Linked DNA regions of Homo sapiens: region 2 is linked to region 1. The links are chromatin contacts, found by Hi-C or POLR2A ChIA-PET in ENCODE. All regions are on one chromosome and are shown on one strand. The core of a region is the stretch at or near the end of the contact, and the rest is flanking DNA. Distances in the headings are between cores, read along the strand shown.

Region 1 (3,773 bases), core at 652-3,151:
AAACAAACAAAATTCTGTAATTTGCAACAGCGTGGATGAACCTGGAGGACATTAGACTGCGTGAAAGAAGCCAGGCACAGAAAGACAAATACTGCCTGATCTCACTTATATTTGAAATCTAAAAAGTGTGGAACTCAATGGTGTGAACCCGGGAGGCGGAGCTTACAGTGAGCCAAGATCGCACCACTGCACTCCAGCCTGGGCGACAGACCGAGACTCCATCTCAAAAAAAAAAAAAAAAATGTGGAACTCATAGAAGCAGAGAGTAGAATAGTGATTACCAGAGGCTTGGGGAGGGAGTGGATGGGGAAAGGGGAGCTATTGGTCAAAGGTACAAAGTTTCAATTAGACAGGAGGAAAAGTTTTAGTGATCTATTGCACAGCACCATGACTATGGTTAATAATAATGTATTGGCCAGGTGCAGTGGCTCACGCCTGTAATCCCAGCACTTTGGGAGGCCGAGGCAGGCGGATCACAAGGTCAAGAGCTCGAGACCATCCTGGCCAACATGGTGAAACCCTGTCTCTACTAAAAAGACGAAAATTAGCTGGGCGTGGTGGCACGCGCCTGTAGTCCCAGCGACTTGGGAGGCTGAAAGGCAGGAGAATCGCTTGAACCTGGGAGGTGGAGGTTGTAGTGAGCCAAGATCACGACACTGCACTCCAGCTTGGTGACAAGAGTGACATTCTGTCTCAAAAAAAAAAAAAAAAAAGATAAATAATGTCGTGTGTGTGTGTGTGTGTGTGTGTGTGTGTTTAAATTTATAGAGACAGGGTCTCCCATTGTTGCCCATTCCTGGCTTCACGTGATCCTCCTGCCTCAGCCTCCCAAAGGGCTAGGATTACAGGTGTGAGCCATTGTGCCCAGCCAATAATAATGTATGATATATTTCAAAATTGTTAAATGAATCGGTTCTAAATCTTTCCACTACAAAGACATGATAAGTATGTGAGGTGATAGATACACAGCTGGTTTAGTCATTCTACTATGTTATATACATATTATAACATTGCACTATACACTGTAAATATATACAATTATTATTTGTCAATTTAAAAAAGACCATAGTGGCTACGCACAGTGGCTCACGCCTGCAATCCCAGCACTTTGGGAGGCTGAGGTGGGAGGATCTCTTGAGCCCAGGAGTTTGAGACCAGCCTAGGCAACACGGGGAGACAAAAAATACACTTAAAAAAAAATTAGCCAGGCATGGTGACAAACACCTGTACTCCCAGATATTCAGGAGGCTGAAGTGGGAGGACCGCTGGAGCCTGGGAGTTTGAGGCAGAAGTGAGCCATGATCGTGCCACTGCACTCTAGCCTGAGCGAGAGAGTGACACCCTGTCTCAGAAAATAATAAATAAATAAGACCTTAGGGAATGAATAAAATATAATGAAGTGACTGCATACAATTGCCATCCATCCATCCAACAAAGGCTTCTTGACTTCCCATTCATGTGTGGGGTCCCCTTTGTCTCTAATCTGGAAGGACTTCTCTGTCTGCTTCACCATGTGTGTTACAGCTAAACGCTGGCCATCAGCTAATGCCCAGATATAACTGGCTCGCTGTCAGTCCTAACACAGGCACCGATCCAGTGAGCCCTCAGTGAGCCGTGTTGAAAACAGTGGTCAGTAGTTAAGCATCGGCAACTCTAAGTGCCTCGTTAGCCTTCTTAGGTGTCTGGGTGGGGAAAAGAGGAAGAAGGGGAGTGGAGAGGTAAGGGGGAGGAATGAAGGGGAGATGATGCCTGGAAAGACCCCAGTGCATTCCGTGGTGACCCCTGGCTTGCAGGTGAGCCCACCTCCTCACCTCCCCCTGCCTGTGTGGCCTGCATTCCAGCCACCCCGGGATCCCTCACAGTTCCTCAGGGGCACCCAAGGGTGCTTCCAGTCCTCTGTGCTTTTACTCATGCTGCTTCCTCTCTATGCAAATTGCCCATGTATTTTACCATCTGATTTTTTTTTTTTTTTTTTTGAGACAGAGTCTTGCTCTGTTGCCCAGGCTGGAGTGCAGTGGCGTGATCTCGGCTCACTGCAACCTCCGCCACCTGGGTTCAAGCGATTCTAGTGCCTCAGCCTCTCGAGTAGCTGGGATTACGGCACGCCACCATGCCCGGGTAATTTTTGTATTTTTAGTAGAGAGGGGGTTTTACCTTGTTGGCTAGGCTGGTCTGGAACTCCTGCCCTCAGGTGATCTGCCTGCCTGGGCCTCCCAAAGTGCTGGGATTACAGGCGTGAACCACCGTGCCTTGCTACCATGCTATGTATTTTCTCTTATTCGTTTAAAAACTTCATTCTGAAAGGGATCTGCAGGCTTTATCAGCCTGCCACGAGAAAGGCCAAGAGCCCCGACAGGTAACACCAACCATCTCAAGCCAGCAATCAGGACGGCCAGGCCCACACAGCAGGCACAAGTCCAAGCTCAGTTTATGGTAGGGTCCGCTCCTCACCCCTACCCTCCAGGCAAGGAGGAAGCCCGCCATGAGGCAATGTGCTCAGCTGTGCGCTTCCCCTTACTCTAACTCCTTTTTTCTCCTTTGTCTATTTTTAAATTATTGGAGTTTTTCTTGAATAGTTTAAAAATCAAAATAATAAAAACAGGTATAAACTGAGAAGTCCCGCTTCTGCCTCATCCCTCATGCCTCCTATTGGTAAAATTTATATCATCTTTCCACTGTGTCTTTGTGCAAATATATATTCTTATTTCCATCCTCTTTCTTTTCTTCTTCTTCTTTTTTTTTTTTTTTTTTTTTTGAGACAGGATCTTGCTGTATCGCTCAGGCTGGAATACAGTTGCTCAATCACAGCTCACTGCAGCCTCAAATTCCTGGGCTCAAGCAATCCTCCTGTCCCAGCCTCCCGAGTGCCTGGGACTACAAGTGTGCACCACCATGCCCCGCTAATGTTTTTAAAAACCTTTTTTTGTAGAGACAGGGCCTAGCTATGTTGCCCAGGCTGGTCTCGAACTCCTGGGCTCAAGCAATCCTCCCACCTTGGCCTCCCAAAGTGGTGGGATTACAGGTGTGAGCCACTGCTCCTGGCCCTCTCCTTATGTATGTGGAATGCCATATGAACCTTCAGTATCTTGCACGTTTCTCACTTAGCAATATATCTGGAAATATTTCCACATACTAGAGCACCTCATTCTGTTCTATGTCTGCTCAGAACTCCACCGTGTGGGTGGACCACAGCTTATTCCCTCGGTTCCCTTTTGCTGGACACTGGGTGGGTGGCCTCCTATCATTTGCTATTGTAAAGCAATGCTGCAAAGAAACACGTGTGCCTATGCCATTTCATACACATGCAGAAGTATCTGTGGGAGAGATTCCCAAAGTGACACTGCATTGTCAAAGCGTCAGTTCTTCAGTGATTTTTAGAAAACATTGCCAATTTCCCCAACAGGAGGACTGAATCATTGCCTGCTCCCTGGCAACGTGGGAGAGTGCCTGTCTCACAGCAAGGCTCTGAATTGCGACCCTTGTCTGTAGCGACAGATGGCAAAGCCCTGGAGAAGCAGACACGCTGCTCAGAACTTTACCCTGCTTCCTTATTGCAGAAATTAAGAATTTTTAAACAAAATTATTTGCTTTTTCGGTACCTAGCTGTACTCAGTACAAAGGCATGGGGGGAGGAGTTTGTAAAGCGTGTTGCCAGGTAAATCCCTGTTATTTAAATTCTGTCTTCCCAATATCTCTAGAATCAGTTAATGCACCAGAAAATGTATGATATCTGGAGCCAACAGTTTTTCCAATTAAATGATTTTCTGATTCTA
Region 2 (3,773 bases), core at 703-3,202, 260 kb before region 1:
TTGTATATTTAGAAATTCTATTCAGTGCCTGCTGCGTGCCAGTGCTCTTCCAGCCCGAGGATACAGCCAACCAACATCCCTGCCCTCGTAGAGACTCCATTCTAGTAGGAGAGACAGAGAGTTAAAAACTTTTTTGTTTTTTTTTAGAGATGGGGTCTCACTATGTTGCCCAAGGGGGCTGGGCTCAAACTCCTGGGTCAAACAATCCTCCCACCACAGCCTCCTGTAGCTGGGACTACAAGCGTATGCTACTGTACTGTGCCTGGGCAGGCAATATTTTAAAAAGAACATGCTACGACACATGGATGAACCCATAAGACATGCTCAGTGAAAGAAGCCAGACACAGAAGGACAAATACTGTATGATTCCACTTACCATGATTATATGATGAGGTCCCTAGAGTTGTCAAATGCACAGCGACAGACAGTAGAACAGTGAGTGCTGGGGCTGGTGAAGAGGGAATGGGGAGTTATTGTTTAATGTGTAGAGTTCAGCTGGGGAAGGTGAATTGGTTCTGGAGAAGGATGGTGGGGATGTTGCACAACAATGTGAATGTGCCTAATGCCATAGAACTGTGTGCACTTGGGAGTGGCTAAGATGGGTCAGGCACGGTGGCCACGCCTGCAATCCCAGCACTTTGGGAGGCCAAGGCGGGCGGATCAGTTGAGGTCAGGAGTTTGAGACCAGCCTGACCAACATGGTGAAACCCCGTCTTACTAAAAATATAAAAATTAGCCGGGCATGGTGGTGGGCGCCTGTATTCCCAGCTATTTGGAGGCTGAGGCATGAGAATCGCTTGAACCGGGAGGCAGAGGTTGCAGTGAGCTGAAATCGTGCCACTGCACTCCAGCCTGGGCAAGACTCTGTCTCAAAAAAATGAAAATAAAGAAATGGCTAAGATGGTAAATTTTATGTTACATGTACAATTTTTAAAATAAAAAGGAAAGAAGAAAGAAAAGTAAGTCGGGTACTAGATAACGATCAACGCTCTGAAGAAAATTAGAAAGGGTCAGAGGAATGCCAGGGTTAGAGTCAGGGCCAAGTTTTACATCAGGGTGTCAAGGAAGGCCTTAGTGAGAAGGGGCCCTTGAGCAGAGGGGAGGGAGAGTGGCAAGTACAGATGCCCCAAGGCAGGAACTTGCCCACGGCCTTGCCAGGGCGGAGAGGTGGCAGGGCAGAGCCTGCAGGCCCTCACTCTGAGTGGGTGGAGAGAGGCCATTCAGGGCTTTGAGCATGTCCTGGTCCTTCTGGCCAGTCTGTTGAGGGAGCCAGGAGAAGGCTTTGCAGGGTGGGGGTACAGGCCCATCCTCAGCTACAGCTCCCACCTCTGCATGACTCCTACCTGTTTGTGGGCTCAGCACAACAGGAGTTAATGATGCTTTACTTAGTGGTTGAGTTTAAATTTTTCCTGTTTTTCTGGAGTCTCCACTACCCCTCCTTTCCCAGCTTTGGTGGGTTCAGGTGGGTCTGGGACAGGAGAGGGGTGGCTTGCTCAGTCTTCAGTCCCTGCTGTCTGGGCTTTGAAGCCACACAGCTGCCAAGAAGCAGACAGACTTTTGCCTACCCGGCAAGAGTGCACAGTGCCCCCTTCCCCTGGGTCTGCTCCCGAGACACCTCTCAGGAGGCTCCTGCAGGGCCAGCTTGGTGGGGTCGGGACCCTGGGCTTCAGACCCCGCCCTGTTGGAGAAGTTACCTCCCTTTCTGAGTCTGGATTTTTGCATCTGCGAAGTGAGAGGGCTGGGTGGCAGTCAGGTCTGGATTCTCATCCTGACGCTCCCTGCCAGAGGAGCCTGAGAAAGCAGCTTCGTGGCTATGTGAAACTCCCTGAGTGCCCAGCTCCACAGCCCAGCCGAGAACCAAGGCCCTCTGCATTTCCCCTCAGGGGTCTCTGCCACCACATTAAGGAGTGGGGGGGGACCTATTCCAATTTTACAGCCCCTGCCCAGACATTCCAGGGATAACCGCAGGAGTTGCTAGGGGAAACAGCAGTTGAGGGGTTCTAGAACAGGGCAGAGGAGAGGCCTGCAGTTCCAGACCCACGTCATTATGGAGTCTATGGTGCCCACTCCCCAGTTGGTATCTATGCTGTTCCCTGAGAGCCCCACCATCCACCTTCTCTCCTTTTAGAGGTGCCTCTGGAGCTAGGCTGTGGACAGAGCCTGCTCCCCTGCCCAGACACTGTGGGGTAAGTAGGAGAGGAGGGGTTGAGGGAAGAGACCAGGAGCTAGGCCTGGGCCTGGACCATGCGTCCTTTTACACTTGTCATCTCCTCAGGCCTTAGAACTGACCACCAGTCTAGTGTGACTATTTAAGTTCAATTATAAATTAAAGTGAAATAAAATGGAAAAGTTCTATTTCCCACTCCCATTCATCACATTTCAAGTGCTTAGTAGCCACCTGGGGCCAGTGGCAGGTCACGGCAGCTGCACTGGATAGTGCAGGTGTGTAACATGTTCATCACTGGGGAAAGTTCTATTGGGTGGCGCCAGCATCATCTCTAGAGCAAACCCATGGGGTAGAGATTGTTGCCCCATTCACAGCTGAAGAAGCTGAAGCTCAGAGAGGGGTGATGACTGGCTAGTCACGTAGTCAGTGAGTGCCAGTGGTCCTGGCACCGGGTTTCATTTGATCTCAAAGCATGGGTGTGGGGTTGGCACATGCATGTGTCTCCCTGCCCAGCTGACTGCTTACCTGGGATGGGTTGGAGGAGGCTGGAGGCCCACTTGTGGGCTACACACAGGCTTTTAGGATCTCTGCCTTGGGCCCCAGGGCCAGCTGGAGCCTCCCTTACTTGGTCACCCATGGGGAGCATTGCTTTAGTGGAAAGGCAGGGTGAGATGAGCACTCAGTTTGGGGCCTCTGGGCCTGCAACTTTGGGAACAAATCCCTTAGGAGGGGCTCTGGAATATTTCACTGGGCTCTGAAGACTTCATTTTAAAAGTGAGAAGCTGAGCACAGTGGCATGACCCTGGCCTGTATTTCCAGATACTCAGGAGGCTGAGGTGGGAGAATCACTTGAATCCAGGAGGTCGAGGCTGCAGTAAGCTATAATCACACCACTGCACTCCAGCCTGGGCAACAGAGTGAGACCCTGTGTCTTAAAAAAAAAATGTGACAACAATAGCCAAAAGGTGGAAACAGCTCACATGTCCATTGGCTGATGGATAATGCATAAGCAGAATGTGGTCCATCCATGTACTGGGATATGATTCAATCATAAAAGAGAATGAAGGACTGACACACGCCACAACATGGATGGACCTCGAAAACAGGATACCGAGTGAAAGAAGCCAGACACAGAAGGCCATGTAGTTTATGAGTCCATTTATATGAAATGTCCAGAATAGGCAAATCCATAGAGACAGACAGAGAGTAGATTGGTTGTTGACAGGGGCTGGGGGAGAGGGGACTGGAGAGAGACTGCTAATGGGTCTCCTTTTGGGATGCTGAAACTCTGGAACTAGATAGAGGTGGTGGTTGCACAACATTGTGAATATACTCAATGCCACTGAAGTGAACACTTTAAAATGGTTAAAATGGTAAATTTTGTGTTATATGTATTTTACTGCAATAAAAAAAGTGAGAAGAAGCGGTAGAATCTAGATGGTGAATATATGGATGTTCATTATAAAATGTTTTCAACTTTGCCATATGCTTGAACACTTTCATCATAAAACAGTGAGAGAGAGGCCGGGCACGGTGGCTCATGCCTGTAATCTCAGCACTTTGGGAGGCCGAGATGGGTGGATCACCTGAGGTCAGGAGTTCAAGA

Evidence for each region. A loop is a pair of places that touch in the nucleus more often than their neighbours do. ChIA-PET counts read pairs that join two places held with the same protein, here RNA polymerase II (POLR2A). Pooled maps may share reads with other maps.
Region 2: a pooled map shows a loop between it and region 1 (2.4-fold over the local background). The contact joins the promoter of PITPNM2-AS1 here to the enhancer-like site in region 1. A Hi-C loop is called at or near these places in 7 of 50 pooled maps. POLR2A ChIA-PET finds 5 or more read pairs at or near these places in 4 of 52 experiments (OCI-LY7, activated CD4-positive, alpha-beta T cell, activated T-cell and 1 more).

What each region holds. Positions count from the first base shown.
Region 1 is chr12:122,819,044-122,822,816 of GRCh38, reverse strand. The region is part of intron 11 of CCDC62 (coiled-coil domain containing 62); the gene reads right to left. Among named protein-coding and RNA genes, the nearest start is that of HIP1R, 15 kb to the left of the region's middle. Within about 2 kb of position 1,901, at least 3 of the 41 ENCODE cell types and tissues checked have a DNase peak (open chromatin) inside an H3K27ac peak, as active enhancers do; they include OCI-LY7, where a contact is called at or near this core.
Region 2 is chr12:123,079,563-123,083,335 of GRCh38, reverse strand. PITPNM2-AS1 (PITPNM2 antisense RNA 1) reads right to left here and starts at 1,952. Exons shown (of 3, transcript NR_038290.1): 1 at 1,344-1,952; 2 at 377-448; 3 at 1-101. The region is part of intron 2 of PITPNM2 (phosphatidylinositol transfer protein membrane associated 2); the gene reads left to right.